2 separate regions of the Mus musculus genome follow, and region 2 is linked to region 1. The links are chromatin loops, found by intact Hi-C in ENCODE. Cell type or tissue: left cerebral cortex. All regions are shown on one strand. Each heading gives the region's core, and the rest is flanking DNA. Links, peaks and the distances in the headings are about the cores only.

Evidence for each region. Hi-C counts contacts between places; a loop is a spot of excess contacts. Peaks named below come from ENCODE experiments on the same cell type or tissue, not always from the same donor. Only the 100,000 strongest peaks of a DNase experiment are listed, where the experiment ranks them.
Region 2: a loop joins it to region 1, with 6 times the contacts of the local background. A loop is called at or near these places in 4 of 42 quality-filtered maps.

Annotation. Positions count from the first base shown.
Region 1 is chr6:35,131,277-35,135,064 of GRCm38, forward strand. Cnot4 (CCR4-NOT transcription complex, subunit 4) reads right to left here and starts at 2,461. Exons shown (of 12, transcript NM_001164413.1): 1 at 2,226-2,461. Gm33046 (a long non-coding RNA gene) reads left to right here and starts at 2,255. Exons shown (of 5, transcript XR_868974.2): 1 at 2,255-2,426; 2 at 2,972-3,294. In left cerebral cortex, for the core only: no CTCF peak of the experiment used is centred there; DNase peaks (open chromatin) are centred at 1,649, 1,805 and 2,533; H3K4me3 peaks cover 2,310 bases; H3K27ac peaks cover 1,150 bases.
Region 2 is chr6:34,997,370-35,001,157 of GRCm38, forward strand. No RefSeq gene overlaps it. Among named protein-coding and RNA genes, the nearest start is that of Slc23a4, 21 kb to the left of the region's middle. In left cerebral cortex, for the core only: a CTCF peak has its summit at 1,786; DNase peaks (open chromatin) are centred at 1,496 and 1,808.

The sequences.
Region 1 (3,788 bases), core at 434-2,933:
CTTCCAATTTTTTAGAAGAATAGGGATTTATTCCATTTTGCCAAATTGGGGCTTAAGTGGCTGAAATAAAGAGCTTTGACCATGAGTGACAAGATGAAGAGTCAGGTGACTGTCTTCAAGTTCAAGGCTAGCCTGATCTACATTGCTGGTCAGTCAGAGCTACATAAAGACCCTGTCTTAAAAAAAAAAAGGAAAGAGAGAAAGAACAAAAGAAAGAACGAACGAAAGAAAGACAGACAGACAGACAGCCGAGGGGGAGGAGGAGGAGGAAGAGGAGGAAGGAGAGGAAGCTTTATGAGCAGCTTTTCTAACCTTAGTTTACATTTTTAAAAACTTTTCACAGCAACTTAATATAACATCAAATATAAGAATAGTCAAGCTTTATAGGTGAAATATGTAAGATTTACAATAACAGTAATGTGTGAAAGTAACTAGAAGAACTGCGTTTGTATTTACACTTAAGTTGTTACTATTTCCCCCCAATAAGCGACATACTTCATTATGAGACTGTTATTGTGACTTTAAATATTTTTATATATATATTAAGAACACAATGTCTTATGTTCAAACTTGACATGTGTTTATCTGACCTATATAATCTTATTTGCTGTTCTGGTAATTCTTTATGTCACTGTGGTGTATTATAGCAAATACTCTAACTCCTGATTACACAAACTAGTGCATTTCAATTCTGCTTTCACTCTACTGTAGAGACCATAAGCCACCCCTTGCTCTTCAGTTTCTAGCTCTTACTTACTACAGGTAATAACAGCTAAGTGCCATTGAAGCATGCGTATGCTCAGCTTTGTGACTTCTTTTCTCAGCCCCCATAGTTTCTATGGGAAAAAAAGGAATTTAAGTTTACCCCAAAATATCAACTTCTCTTCATACATACCCAATGTGTTTTTCCATACAACTTATTCTGATAACTCCTATCCTAGAAATGTCAAAAGAGGGAATTTCCCAGATCAAAAGAGAGGGGGGAAAAGTCAAATTTGCACCCATCACAAATAAATGTTATCAATTAACATAAACATCAATATAACGGAGCCAATAATTGATACAAAAGGAATCTGTAACCCACATACAATCAAAATACCATCTGTATTTATTTGCATGTGGTGTTCGGGGATGAAGTGTGTGTGTGCGCGCTAGATTCACCTGGTTTTGAAATTCTAAGCTGATCTTTATGGGTATAATCAGAGACAACATCAAGTGTCCTGAGGAATGGCAATTCAGGAGAATGCTGAGTAGCACGGAGAAGGTCGAAAATGAAAAGAGGGGTAAAAAAGGATAGCAAATGAGCAACAAAAAGATCAAAAAAGCAAAACATTCCTTTCCCGAGTAGCCCGAAGAAAGCTCTTTTCTCTTAACGTTAATAGTCTCCCACTCACTTCATTCACTTCCTAACTTCCTTTACTTTTCAAGGAACAACACGGGGCATCATCTCCCCTATCCTGGAGTGTGTGCTCAAAGAGTCTGCATTGGAAAGAGGGAAGGAACCGACAATTCTCAAGTAGGTTAAGAAACAGGTGGGTTATACGGAGCAACGGAGCAGCAACATGATTTAGATACTCACGAGGTGGCTTTAAGATGACAGATGCGGTTAAAGGAGACTTGCACATCGGAATCAACTCGGGTCTGGCAGACAGACTGGGGGCTGACTGCAAGCACCAGAGGGGAGCAGAGGCTAGATCCAGAGCAGCCTTTCTGGAAGGGATGGGGCAAAAAGGGGCAAAAAAGCCCACCAAGCAGGACGGGTGGGCAGTGAGCAGCAGCACCCGTCAGAGTGGAAATGATGGCTCTGGCTTGGGAGACCGGGGCCAGTAGGAAAGGACGTCAGAGGGGAAAGGAGGCTGGGGAAACAGGAGGACCAAGACCTAAGGATACTGTTGCCAGAAAAATGCGGGGAAAACTGGTGATGAGAAGCCCTCTTGGGTTCTCAATTGAAGAAATTCTCCAAGGAGAGCCGGCGCTCGCTGCCGCGCTGCCTCCAACCCGGCTGCCTTTTCCTGGTGATAACTGCTGTGGCGTAGAGGGGAGAGGGAGGAAGAAGAGGAGGAGGAGGCAGCCAGAGGAGGAGGAGGAGGGTGAAGACGAGGCGGGCGGGGGTGGGGGGGTGGGGAGAAAGGGGGGTGCGGCCTGCACAGTCCCAGCGAAGCCTCCGCTCTCTCGTAGCCGGTCAGCGCCGGGTTTCCCCTAAGCCCAGCCCCGCAGACACTCACCCGCCTGCCTTGCCTCGCTTTTCTCTTAGCCGACTCCACGCGTTGCCGAGTCCTCACAGGAGACCAATGAACGAGAGTCGGCGAAAAAACTCTTCAGAACCGGGCCTGACTGCTTCAGTGAGTCCGACCTTTACGGCTGAGAGAGAGACTCTCAGCTTTCGGTGGGTTCCACGGCTAGACGGGCCACCATCTTACATTAGGGTAAGACTCCTCCGGCCTCCGCTGCGCAGGCGCATGCCGATCCGGCTGGGCGGGGCGGGGGAGGGGCGGGACAAGCGGCAGGCGGGCGAGTGGGAGGTTGCGGCGGACTGGTCCACTGCACCCTGGGAGTTGTAGTCCTCCGATAGTAACCGCCCCGGGGCAGGCCGGGAATTGAAGTCATCACTAGAGAAGGCGCTCGGGAACTCGTTCCTCACGTGGCTACTGGAGCGCCGGCTTTCTTCTTGTTTTGCTTCCTCTTCTGCCCGCGTGTGTGGCTACTGTGTCATGTGGTCGGCGGTTTTCACTAATGTTAGCTGAAATGTAGGAAACCAAAATTCTACGAAACTTAACTGATTCGGAGGAAGCTAGGACGTGTCTTTTTCTGCCCCGCCCGCCATAGATAGGTATCTGACGGGGGCGGTATGGTGGTAGAATCAGGTTGAGCATTGCAAGAGCGCGGGATTTGATCTAGAGTGGGGAGTTGATACTTTTGGAAAAGTGAGCGTTAATTCGTTTCCCGGTCTTTGCACGTCCTTTACCACCAGTACAGCTGAGCTCATCCTCCTTACTGGAAAATCGCCAGTGAAGAAATACCTGAATTGCCATGTGCACATTTCTCAAGAGAACGCGGGCAGTCAGAGTAGCATGAGTTGCTGATGATGTGAAAGCATGTGGACTTACCTGCAAACTGTTGCTGGCTGCACAGAACTCTTCCAGCCTGCACAGAAGTGTGCGTCAGGTTCGCAAACTGCACAAGTAAACACGTCTCAAAGGACATAATACAACCGCAGCCGGTTCGAGCACCGAGAAATTCTAAATAACAAAATCAATTTACTGAACTTCCCGGGTTGCCTCCCAGAACTCTGGTGTAAGTGGCGCTCCTGGAGCGGTCGATTCTGTTTATTGCCTATATTCTTCATCTATTCATATAAGTGCTGAGCTCCTTGGTACCCAGTTCAGTGCCATATGCTGGGAGCATACAACAGAGACCAAAAACACAAATCTGTCCCCATTCTAGGGTGTGTGCATGTAGTGGGGTTTGGAGAAGTGAAAGGAACCAAGTTTTCAAATCCAGGATTAAAATACGTAGGATGGGACTGTGGATGTCACACAGTGGTAGGGCGCTAGTCTGGCACACTTGAGGCCTGAAAGCAAAAGGTTTAAGGGGAGGATTTAAAACAGAAAAGGGAAATGTAAGGAAAGAAATTGAAGTTTTAAAGTCTCAGTCTCGCTGGACGTGGTGACACAAGCCAGGACTCTGAAAGCAGAGGCAGGTGTATCTCTTTGAGTTCAAGGCCAGCTTGGTCTACAAACCATGTCTAGAGGCAGAAAAAAAAAAAAAAAAACCACAAAAAAGGCAAC
Region 2 (3,788 bases), core at 609-3,108, 130 kb before region 1:
TCAATATTCACATATGGGTTTTTTTAATAAACAGTGTATGTATGTGTATAAAAGAGTTGTTCTAAAATAAATGTATAATTATCAGCAAACATTTAATTCATATACTTATATTATATATTTACATACCCAGGGTTACATGAAAATAGGGGTCCTGAGTGGAACTGGTCCAAGAAGCTGCGCTGCGGAGGAGGAGGAGCAGCGGGCGAGGCTACCACTCCCCATCACGGGGACTCAGAAAAGGCTGACTTGACACGTGTTAGTGTTTGGAGGAGGCAGCGTGAGCAGAGGTTCTGGGGCAGCGGGGAGACCGGAACCGGGTAGAAAGAGCAGAGAGGAGCGTGGTGTTAATGGATGCAGAAAGGGGGCTACAGGCAATGAGCTTGCTGGCCATCTGAAGACTCTACTATTGCGTCTGAGGAGCCAGGGAAGGTCGCTGGTGTGTTTGCGCTGACTGGGTGAGGGTGGAGTGGAGAGTGAGGAATTATGGGGGTCTTCCGGGATGTTTGATAGGGTGCAAGACTGGAGTTTTTATGGAACTGGGAAGAGTCGAAAGAGGCTAGGTTTGGAGTAGGGGAACGTGAGTGTAGATGGTTTGGAAATAACCAATCGGATGTCAAGTGTCTGTGTGCACCCGAGAGGACCTCCTGTCAGGCGGCGGACACGTCAGCCTTGAGACTCAACTCAGTAGAAATGACAACCGGAGGGTAGGAACTGTAGGAACGCTGAGGCTCTGGTGAAAAGTGGAGACCAACGGGTGAACCAGAGGCCACGTGTGTGACAGTGCAGAGTTCAGGTCAGAAGTTGTGGGTGTGGGAAGGGGTGAGTGACCCAGATCTTACTGTCTTGTCCAGGGTCCGGTCACTAGAACTGCACTAGAATGGGATCCTCACAAACACGGAGAGACAGCAGAGGCCAGCGCTGGTGAGGTGACACAGAAGCTGAGCGCTTGCTGCTTGTCCAGATGACGCAAGCGCACTGCTCCGCATCCACATCAGGTAGATCACAACCACCTGCAACTCATAGGGCACTACACACTTGCGGACTCAAGATATGGATTTTGATTGTTTGTTTTTTCGAGACAGGGTTTCTCTGTGTAGCCCTGGCTGTCCTGGAACTCACTTTGTAGACCAGGCTGGCCTCGAACTCAGAAATCCTCCTGCCTCTGCCTCTGGAGTGCTGGGATTAAAGGCATGCGCCACCACCGCCCGGCTGAATTTTTTTTTTTTTTTAAATAAATGCTTCTTGGGCTAGGATCCTTCCTTGAGTCAGGAATGTACTATTTGCCTAGTATACAAAAAGCCTTGGATTCCATTCTGAGCACTACATGAAACCAGGCATGATGCTACAGACCAGCTTGGAACACACAAGTGCCTATTGTGGGCTAAAATGGAGTGTGGGAGGCAGCGCAGCAGCGGACAGACTGATGGGGGTGCTCTGTGCTGGTGGGCCTGGCTCCCTTGCTTAGGACCTGCATTGCTCTGCAGCCCTCTGGCAACCACCCAGGGTGAAGCATCACCCAGAAGGCACTGGAGTGGGCTGCCCTACAGAGTCCATAACTATAACCCTCTGTGTGGCAGCTAGGATTTTCCCATGTAACACCCTGTAGATTAATTACTGCTGAGTGTGTTGGTACCTGCCTGTCATCTCATCACTTGTTAAGGCGGAGACAAGAGGATTGCAAGTTCAAAAACAGCCTGGACTATATAGTGAAACACTGTCTCAAAAAGCAAAACCTAAAACCCAGGAGCCTCTCCTAATATCCTCGGCCTCAAAAGCAAGAACAGTAGCTAGATGGCAGTGTTGGCTACTCATGCCAATGCCAGCAGCAGCAATGGAAGGGGTGGCTTTCCAGAGATTCCCTTTGTAAGCCCAACCCCTGGAGAACTCAGGCTACCAGGCTCCACCGTTAGCCTCCTCTGGAGCTGGACCTGACCCTTAGAGGCGCACAAGCACCCAGGCTCCCTCCTCAGGAGTTCCCCCGCCAGGCCCCACACTATAGGGAAAAAGACAAATTCCCTGAGTCTGCTCCAAGATCAAGTCACATGATCCCTCCAATCACAGGCTACCCTGGAAAGAGTCCCACCCCCTCCCCAGCCCCACAAGAAACCCTACTCAAACCCTGACTTCTGCTCAGCTCTTTGCTGCTTCTCACCCAAGCAGAGGCAGCCACCCTCCTGGGTTTTTTCCCTTCTAACAAATCTTCTGTGGTTTTGTGAGGTTGTTGTATGGTGTGACTTTGCGGTACTCCTCGACTGCAGGGGTACCGCCCCCTTCAGAGCTGTAGCAGTTATGGGCAGCACAGGTCGTGTTGTAGCCAAGCAATTGGTTGAGCGGTAGTCAGCACAGCAGCAAGCAGAGCAAGCTGGATTTAGGGCAGCTTCTTCTACCCCGTTTTTGTTGGTGCCCTCCAGCCCTGCATGGGGCTCTCCTTTCCACAGGCCTCCCCACACAGGCCCATGGAGGTGGCCTTGCTTCCTGAAGGCCTTGTCTGCCCCAGAAGGGATAGCAGGAGCTACACCCTGGGTTCCTGCCATGGTCCTGTGAGTATAGCCAGGAAGTCCTGGCTATGTGGCTTTCAGCAGAAATCATCCTCTCTGAGTTCTGCAGTGAGCATGGTATGGTATGGTATATGGTATAGAATATGGTGTGGTATATGGTATGATATATGGTATGGTATATGGTATGGTATATGGTATGATATGATATGGTATGAATGGTATGTGGTATGGTATGAGGAGAGCTGTCACCCACCCACCACACTGGCCCTGTGTTCTCTGTCCTTTATGGGGTCCAGTCCCAGTCTTTTCTGGTTTGAACTAGAAAACACAGGCTCAGCCTCTGTGAACAACCTTCATTCTGGCACCAGAAAGATCTCTCTCCATTGCCATATGTCGTATCTGACAGAAGTTGGACTCGACAGGGGAATCTCAGAAAGAAGCCGGGGTCCCCGAGAGCTTTATTGAGGACTTGGGATGACTCTCTTTCCCTGGGAGTCTTTGGAAGGAGATAGGCTGATGACCACTAAGTAGGGGCAACTGGGAACAGTGCAACCCACACACCTATAGTGTCTGCAGGGCCTGATACCATGAAAGTAAACACGTTGGTCTCACACGTCATGTAAAGAGTTACAGAATTTATAAATCAAGCAAGCAAACTGATCAGTGTACTGGCGTCCAGCCTTGACAGATACTCCTTAAGAACAACCTAACAGCCAATTTTCATTTTCCCCTTGGAATTCAGACTCCCTGAACTCTGTGTTCAAACAGGGTAGCAGAGGGAGGCCAGACCTTGGCTCATAACCACCCTCCTATCATTGAGTTGCTCGTCCATTGTTCTCTGCCCCAGAACTCCGGGGTGTGCGCAAGCAGATGCTCCAGTCCAAACATCTAAGAGCTGCCCACTCTCTACCTCCCTGGCAGGAAAACAAAAGGTAGATATGAGAGGGCAATCAGAAAATATGGAGCACAGGCACCAAATAATGACCCATAGAAAACTATTCATAGCAGTTGGTCAAAGGCAGGAAGTTATGACAGAGCTTGGAAGTCTTGACAGCAGTATGCATTCAGTACTCCAACCACATGTGGCCGGGAATAGCTGGAAGGCAGCTCCCAGCGGGTCCAGAATCTTCCCAGTGGTGACCAGAACCTAGGCCCACCCCTAGCCCATGGTTTCCCTAATAGCTAAGCGTTTTCCTTTATTTAAACTGACAAAACCAAGGAGCAAAATAGAAGGTTTCATGCATTGTGTGGGAAGGGAGACTATGGGACATGCTGGACAGCTACTGGACA